Regions from separate parts of the Homo sapiens genome. Here regions 1 and 3 are each linked to region 2. Evidence: chromatin contacts called from ENCODE Hi-C or POLR2A ChIA-PET data. All regions are on one chromosome and are shown on one strand. Each heading gives the region's core, a stretch centred on a gene start or an enhancer-like site at or near the end of the contact. The rest is flanking DNA. Distances are from core to core; before and after follow the strand shown. Region 1 holds the start of LINC03006 (long intergenic non-protein coding RNA 3006). Region 2 holds the start of LINC03011 (long intergenic non-protein coding RNA 3011). Region 3 overlaps LINC03006 (long intergenic non-protein coding RNA 3006).

Evidence for each region. A loop is a pair of places that touch in the nucleus more often than their neighbours do. ChIA-PET counts read pairs that join two places held with the same protein, here RNA polymerase II (POLR2A). Pooled maps may share reads with other maps.
Region 1: a loop to region 2 is called in a map of CD8-positive, alpha-beta T cell, with 5 times the contacts of the local background. The contact joins the promoter of LINC03006 here to the promoter of LINC03011 in region 2. A Hi-C loop is called at or near these places in 1 of 168 maps with a recorded cell type or tissue (CD8-positive, alpha-beta T cell), 1 of 37 single-sample maps with no recorded cell type and 10 of 50 pooled maps. POLR2A ChIA-PET finds 5 or more read pairs at or near these places in 1 of 52 experiments (WTC11).
Region 3: a map of CD4-positive, alpha-beta T cell shows a loop between it and region 2 (1.9-fold over the local background). The contact joins the enhancer-like site here to the promoter of LINC03011 in region 2. A Hi-C loop is called at or near these places in 8 of 168 maps with a recorded cell type or tissue (B cell, CD14-positive monocyte, CD4-positive, alpha-beta T cell and 4 more), 2 of 37 single-sample maps with no recorded cell type and 20 of 50 pooled maps. POLR2A ChIA-PET finds 5 or more read pairs at or near these places in 2 of 52 experiments (CD4-positive, alpha-beta memory T cell and naive thymus-derived CD4-positive, alpha-beta T cell).

The regions. Positions count from the first base shown.
Region 1 is chr7:65,769,498-65,772,197 of GRCh38, reverse strand. LINC03006 (long intergenic non-protein coding RNA 3006) reads left to right here and starts at 1,388. Exons shown (of 8, transcript NR_038378.4): 1 at 1,388-1,731. RefSeq lists enhancers at 1,237-1,486, 1,733-2,355, 2,356-2,700.
Region 2 is chr7:66,492,239-66,494,942 of GRCh38, reverse strand. LINC03011 (long intergenic non-protein coding RNA 3011) reads right to left here and starts at 1,311. Exons shown (of 2, transcript NR_134573.1): 1 at 1,206-1,311. RefSeq lists an enhancer at 1,413-1,622.
Region 3 is chr7:65,744,543-65,747,242 of GRCh38, reverse strand. The region is part of intron 2 of LINC03006 (long intergenic non-protein coding RNA 3006); the gene reads left to right. Among named protein-coding and RNA genes, the nearest start is that of SNORA22, 9.6 kb to the left of the region's middle. Within about 2 kb of position 1,427, at least 8 of the 41 ENCODE cell types and tissues checked have a DNase peak (open chromatin) inside an H3K27ac peak, as active enhancers do.

The DNA.
Region 1 (2,700 bases), core at 139-2,638, 720 kb after region 2:
GTGGGATGACCATAGCTCACTGCAGCCTTCAGCTCCTGGCCTCAAGTTATCCTCCTGCCTCAGACTCTTAAGTAGTGGGGCCACAGGTGGACACAGGTACACCTGGCTTTTTTTGTTTGTTTTTTATAAACAGGGTTTCACTACATGGCCCAGGCTGGTCTCAAGCTCTGGAGTCTTGCTCTGTCGCCCAGACTGGGGTGCAGTGATGCTTCTCGGCTCACTGCAACCTCCGCCTCCTGGGTTCAAGAGACTCTCCTGTCTTAGCCTCCTGAGTAGCTGGGACTACAGGCATGCACCACCACGCCCGGCTAATTTTGTATTTTTAGTAGAGATGGGGTTTCTCCATGTTGGTCAGGCTGGTCTTGAACTCCCAACCTCAGGTGATCGGCCCGCCTCAGCTTCCCAAAGTGCTGAGATTACAGGTGTGAGCCACCGCGCCCAGCCTAATTTTTGTATTTTTTTGTAGAGACTGGGTTTCACCATATTGGCAAGGATGGTCTCAAACTCCTGACCTCAGGTGATCCACCCGCCTCGGCCTCCCAAAGTGTTGGGATTACAGGCGTGAGCCACCGCACTTTCTTATGTTATTAAATAGCCTAGCCCAGGAGGGTACGGTGGCTCACGCCTGTAATCCCAACAACTCTAAAGGCCAAGGTGAGAAGATCGCTTGAACCCAGGAGTTCGAGACCGGCCCGGGCAACATAGCAAGACCCCCCCCATCTCTACGGAAGATACAAAAATTAGGCCAAGCGTGCACCGCGCCTGGCTAATCTTTGTATCTTTCGTAGAGACGGGGTTGCGTCATGTTGTCCAGGCGCATCTCGAACTCCTGAACCCAAGCCATCCTCCTGCCTCGGCCTCCCAAAGTGCCGGGATAGCACGGCCCAGGGAGCCTCATGTGTTCTTTAAGCAGTCCCTCCCGGTTGTACACTTGGATAGTTTTCTTTTTTATTTTTTTATACAGGGTTTACCTCAGTCTCGCAGGCAGGAGTGCTGTGGTGAGATCACAGCTCATTGGAGCCTTGAATCTTGGGGTTCAAGTAGCTGGGAGGCTGAGGTTGGACTACAGAGGTGGGGTTGCGCCATATTGCTAGGCTGCTCTTGGCCTGAAGGAATCCTCCTTCCTGGGCCGTGCCCGGACACATAGTTTTCCATTTTTGACCGACATAAATACTGTGCTGGGTGGGAGTTTGTCAACTACCCCTTTCCAGCCAGCAACACACAGGAACTGGCGGGGAGGTCGCGGTTACCAGGCTCCACTCTGAGAAGACTGCCCAGCTCCAGGAACTGTACAGCCCTTGTGACGTGGCAGAAGGCCCGCCCCTGTGACGTCACCGAAGGCGCCCCCAAGATGTCGCAAAGGCCCGCCCCTCACGCAGAGCCAATCGGAACTCCAGGTGCTGGGTCTTCCAGGAGCGCGCCTGCGCGGGAGGGTGACCACAGGCGGCCGGGCGGGATGTCCTGTCCGCAGTCTTCAGCCCAGCCGCCGCCACCCATAAGCTATGAGGAGGAGTTTACGACCACCTGGACTACTACCACCTGCGTGACTTCCCGGCCTGCGGGGTCCGCGCAGCAAAGGCTTGACGCTGCTGGAGCAGGCGCTGCGCACCTACTGGCTGGCGCCTGGTAGGCACGAGCGCAGGGTCGCCCAGAAGCTCCTCAATGGCCTGAGCAAGTACCAGCCAGCGCCAGCTGCAGCCCTGGCCGCGCACTCGCCTCAGCTGAGCCTGGGTATGTGCACCCCCCAACACTTCCCCCAGCCATGTTCCGGGGACCTCGAGAGCGTCCCCCACCGCCCGGTGCCATTCGTGCTGGGCAGGGTCGGCCCCCTTTGAGGCTGCCCCGCGTTAGGGAGCTGCACCGCACCCCCCCAGCTTGACCTCTGACTGCCGTTGCAATAGTATTAAAGCCTTTGGAACTTTGTAGGTGGGTAGAAGGGGCTAGGAAACGAAGAAAACATCTTTTTAAAAATTTATATAAGGGACTGGCCGGGTGCGGTGGCTCACACCTGTAATCCCAGCACTTTAGGAGGCCGAGTGGGTGGATCACCAGGTCAGGAGTTGAAGACCAGCCTGGCCAGCATGGTGAAACCCCGTCTCTACTAAAAATACAAAAATTAGCTAGGGGTGGTGGCGGGCGCCTGTAATCCCAGCTACTCGGGAGGCTGAGGCAGAGAATTGCTTGAACCCGGGAGGTGGAGGTTGCAGTGAGCCGAGACCGCGCCATTGCACTCCAGCCTGGGCAACAAGAGCAAAACTCTGTCTCTAAATAAATAAATAAGATTTTCAAGGCGAGGCATGGTGGGTCACACCTAAATAAGTAAATAAATAAATAAAATGGATTTTCGGCTGGGCATGGTGGCTCACGCCTGTAATCCCAGCACTTTGGGAGGCCGAGGCGGGCGGTTCACGAGGTCAGGAGATCGAGACCATCCTGGCTAACACGGTGAAACCCCGTCTCTACTGAAAATACAAAAAAAAAAAAAAAATTACCCAGGCGTGATGGCGCGCGCCTGTAGTCCCAGCTACTGGGAAGGCTGAGGCAGGAGAATGGCGTGAACCCGGGAGGCATAGTTTGCAATGAGCCAAGACTGTGCCACTGCACTTCAGCCTGGGTGACAGTGAGACTCCGTCTCAAAAAAATAAATAAATTATAAAAAATGAAATAAAATGGATTTTCAAGGCCAGGCATAGTGGGTCA
Region 2 (2,704 bases), core at 62-2,561:
CTGCCTCAGCCTCCTGAGTAGCTGGGACTACAGGCGCCCACCACGACGCCCAGATAATTTTTTGTATTTTTGTAGAGACCGAATTTCACCATGTTGCCCAAGCTAGTCTGGAACGCCTGAGCTCAAGGGATCCGCCCACCTAGGCCTCCCAAAGTGCTGGGATTACGGGTGTGAGCCACTGGGCCGGCCCAATAACTTTCTTCAGTCTGAGCATGAGCACTGGAAGAAAAGCTCTCACTTGCATATATTTTTTTTTTAGAGACAGGGTCTCCCTCTGTCACCCAGGCTGAAGTGCAGTGGTGTAATCTCGGCTCACAGTAACCTCAACCTCCCGGGCTCCATCGCATATATATATATATATATACACACACATATATATAGTTTTTTATTTTTTAGACGGAGTCTTGGTCTGTCGCCCAGGCTAGAGTGCAGTGGCACGATCTCGGCTAACTGCAGCCTCTGCCTCCCGGGTTCAAGCAATTGTCTGCCTCTGCCTCAACCTCCCGAATAGCTGGTATTACATGTGCCCGCCACCACGCCCGGCTAATTTTTGCATTTTTAGTAGAGACGGGATTCACCATGCTGGCCAGGATGGTCTTGAATTCCCGACCTCGTGATCCACCTGTCTCGGCCTCCCAAAGTGCTGGGATTACAGGCGTGAGCCACCGCGCCCGGCCCGATCGCTTATATTTTTAAAAAGATGTTTTCTTGGTTTCCTAGCCCCTCGTACCCCCTACAAAGTTCCAAAGGCTTTGATGTTGTTGCAACGGCCATCAGAGGTCAAGCCGAGGGGTGCAGCTCCCTAATGCGGTGCAGCCTCAGACGGGGCCGATCCTGCCCAGGATGAGCGGCGCCAGGGGTGGGGGACGCTGCCGGCGTCCCCGGGACCTGGCTGGGGGAGGAGTTGGGGGGCGCACCTACACAGGCTCAGGTGACGCGAGTGTGCGGCAAGGGCTGTAGCCGGAGCTAGCGGACTTGTGGCCACTGAGGAGCTTCTGCCTGAACGTGCCCTCCAGGCGACAGCCGCTTGGTGCGCAGCGCCTGCTCGCTAAGCGTCAGGCCCTTGCTGCGCCCTACGCCGCAGGCTGGGAAGTAGCGCAGGCAGTAGTAGTACAGGCAGCGGTAAAGCTCCTCCTTGTAGCTTATTGGTGTCGGCGGCCTGGTCTGGGCCTGCGGACCCTAACCCACCGCCTGCTGACACTGACCGGCAGTCTGTGGCCATGCGTCTGCGCATGCGCTCTCCTGGAATACCCAGCCGCTGCGCCTCGAGTTCCGATTGGTTCTACAGAAGGGGCGGGCCTGTGAGATATCACAGGGGCGCGCCTCAGCTGACGTCACAGGCGCGGGCCTTCCGGCGTCGTAATAGCGCCGGCCTTCGGCGACGTCACAGTGGCGCTACAGTGCCTGGAGCTGCGCTGGTTTTTCCTCGGAGTGGAGCCTGGTAACCGCGACTTCCCCGCCATGTTCTGTGTGTTGCTGGCTGGAGAAGGGTGGTTGACAAACTCCGACCCAGCACAGTGTTTCTGTGGGTCAAAACTAGAAAACTATGTCCAGGCTCGGCCGAGGCGGAAGGATCCGTTCAGGCCAGGAGTTAAAGAGCTGCCTGGGCAACATGGCGCGACCCCATCTCTGTAGTCCCACCTCAGCTTCCCAGATACTTGAACCCCAAGGTTCAAGGCTGCAATGAGCTATGATCCCATCACAGCACTCCATCCTGCGAGACGGAGGTAAACCTTGTCTAAAAAAATAAACTATCCAAGTGTACAACAGGGAGGGACTGCTTAAAGAAAACATGATAATTGTATGTTCAAATACTTTTAACAAGTGCAAAATGTATAGGCTGAAATAAATAGGGCTGGCCGGGCACGTTGGCTCACGCCTGTAAATTCCAACATTTTGTGTGCTCGAGGCATTCCGATCAGTAGACATGGGTGAAACCCCATGTCTACTAAAAATATAAAAATTAGGCCAGGAACTTTGCATCGTTTTAGGGGGCTCGCATCTCCCTAAGGGCCCGGTAATTGAACCCCTTGGACCTGAGGGTGAGAAACCTTGGCTCAGTTCTTCCCAGGGTGATCAGCCCAGGGGTAAGCGAGGAGAGACCAGAAAACAGGACCCATGAGAAGGTCCCCCTCCTGGAGTTTGAGGCCCATTCCTTCTTGTCCCTGCGTCTCCTCTTTCCAGGACTCCTCCCTGCTCTGCCCCACTCCTGGGAGTGGGGTCATGGCCATGGGGGGCTGCTTTTGGGTACAGGCCCCAGCGGCAACCCTGGGCCCAAAGTGGGCAGGCTCACCTGGAGGGGATCAGAGTCACATGGCAAGACGCAAGGGGAAAAGCCGCGCTGGAACCGCACCTCTCTGCCCCCTGATGTCAGTGGGTGCACTCTTCCCTCACCTCACTCAGGCAGCGGCTTGAGTTCCATGGGAGCACTGTCCTGCTCCCTCTGCTGCCTCTTTTTAGTCTTGGGGCTACTATAACACTTTCCCTTCCCCAGCCCTGCCAACCTGGTGGGACATTGGGCTTCCCTCTTCCTGGGGACAGGCGGGTCCTGGGGACAAGCCTGTCCTGTATCATACCTGCAGCGAGACTCTTTTTTTCTCCAGGACCTGCGGAGCAGCCAGGCTTCATGAGTTAAATGCAGATCTGAACCATACCCAGTTGGGATTGGGGTACACACTCTACTCCTCTGAAAACTAGCTAGGGG
Region 3 (2,700 bases), core at 178-2,677, 750 kb after region 2:
CAGGCTTGAGCCACCGTGCCTGGCCTCCTTATGATTTTTTAAAAAATTTTTTTGAGACAGAGTCTCGCCCTTTTGCCCAGGCTGGAGTGCAGTTGTGCGATCTCCGCTCACTGCAGCCTCCACCTCCCGGGTTCACGTGATTCTCCTGCCTCAGCCTCCAGAGTACCTGGGATTACAGGCACCTGCCACCATTCCTGGCTAATTTTTGTATTTTTAGTAGAGATGGGGTTTCACTATGTTGGCCAGACTGGTCTGGAACTACTGACCTCAGGTGATCCGCCTGCCTTGGCCTCCCAAAGTGCTGGGATTACAGGCATGAGCCGCTGCGCCTGGCCTCATGTTTCCTTATGTTTAAATGCAGGTTACGGCCGGTCACGGTGGCTCACGCCTGTAATCCCAGGACTTTGGGAAGGCCAAGGCAGGCGGATCACATGATCAAGAGATCGAGACCATCCTGGCAAACATGGTGAAACCCCATCTCTACTAAAAATAGAAAAAATTAGCTGGGCCTGATGGCACGTGCCTGTAATCCCAGCTACTCAGGAGGCTGAGGCAGAAGAATCACTTGAACCCAAGAGGTGGAGGTTGCAGTGAGCAAAGATCGCACCACTGCACTCCAGCCTGGGCAACAGACTGAGATTCTGTCTCAAAAAAAAAAAAAAATGCAGGTTATTCATATTTGGCAAGAACGCCAGAGAAATTATGTGTCATTTCAAGGCATCGTAGGAAGAGTCACATGATGTCAGCAGTTTTTCCCATTCCTGGTGATGTTAACTTTGTTCACTTGGTTAATGTTTGCTAGATTGCTCTACTATAAAGTTGTTATTTTTTCTTTGTATTTAATAAGCATCTTGTGGGAAAATATGTGACTGTTCTGTTTTTCATCATAACAGTGCCTACTAATTTAAGCATCCATCGATGATTTTTTTTTTTTTTTTTGAGGCAGCGTCTCACTCTGTTGCCCAGGCTGGAGTGCAGTAGTGCAATCACACAGCTTACTGCAGCCTCAACCTCCTGGGCTCAGCCTCCTATCTCAGCCTCCTGAGTAGCTGAGACTACAGGCTTGCATCACTATGCCTGGCTAATTTAAAACGTGTGTGTGTGTGTGTGTGTGTGTGTGTGTGTGTGTGTGTGTGTGTGTGTAGAGATGTCATGCTTTGTTGCCTGGGTGAGTTTCAAACTCCTGGGCTCAAGCAGTCCTCCTGCCTCAGCCTCCCAAATTGCTGGGGTTACAGGCTTGAGCCACTGTACCCAGCCCATCAATAATTTTTGCCTGAAACAATTTTTATTGCGATCTTTGTGTTGAGAGTCCTCCATGGATCTGTTGTGTGCTTACATGTCTTGCTGGGTGTGCCAAGAATGCAAGGCCCAAGAATGCTCTTTATTTGGGCCTTTTCTCAGGGTTGTTTACACAGCTGGTAATCTTCAGAGACAAGTTAATGTTTCCTCTTGGACAAAGAGCAGGCTTGCCCACTGCTTGGTATAAAAACAATAGATTTCAGCCAGGCGTAGTGGCTCATGTCTATAATCCCAGCACTTTGATTTTTTTTTTTTTTTTGAGATGGAATTTCGCTCTTATTGCCCAGGCTGGAGTGCAATGGTGCGATCTTGGCACACTGCAACCTCCGCCTCCTGGGTTCAAGTGATTCTCCTGCCTCAGCCTCCTGAGTAGTTGGGATTACAGGCATGCAGCACCACACCCGGCTAATTTTGTATTTTTTAGTAGAGACGGGGTTTCTCCATATTGGTCAGGCTGGTCTCAATCTCCCGACCTCAGGTGATCCGCCCGCCTCAGCCTCTCAAAGTGCTGAGATTACAGGCATGAGCCTTGATTTTTTTTTCTCTTTTCTTTTTTTGAGATGGATTCTCACTCTGTTACCCGGGCTGGAGTGCAGTGGTGCGATCTCGGCTCACTGTAACCTCCGCCTTCTAGGTTCAAGTGATTCTTCTGCATCAGCCTCCAGGCACACGCCACCATGCCTGGCTAATTTTTGTATTTTTGTAGAGACAGGGCTTTGCCATGTTGGCCAGGCTGGTCTCGAACTCTTGACCTCAGGTGATTTACCCTCCTTGACCTCCCAAAGTGCTGGGATTGCAAGTGTGAGCCACCGTGCCCAGCCATCCAGCACTTTGGAAGGCCAAGTCAAGGATCCTTTGAGGCAAGGATTTCAAGACCAGCCTAGGCAACATGGTGAGACCCCATCTCTACAAAAATAAAACAATAAAACACCGAGGTGGGCAGATCACCTGAGGTTGAGAGTTCAAGACCAGCCCGACCAACATGGAGAAACCCCATCTCTACTAAAAAAATACAAAATTAGCTGGGCATGATGGCGCATGCCTGTAATCCCAGCTACTCGGGAGGCTGAGGAAGGAGAATCGCTTGAACCTGGGAGGCAGAGGTTGCGGTGAGCCGAGATTGCGCCATTGCACTCCAGGCTGGGCAACAAGAGCAAAACTCTGTCTCAAAAAAATAATAAAAAATAAAAATAAAAAAATATATAATAAAACAACAACAACAAAAACAATAGATTCCCTGAGCTGAGTGTTCCTCAGCTGTGATCCAAACCCACCATCTTTGAGGCATCCATCTGGGCCACGTTGTGTTACCCCATGGAAGTTGGAGGGAAAGGGGAACTGATGCAAATATCCTGCTGCCTACGCTGCTTGCCATGCTGTAAGCAATAAAGTCCTTTGTCT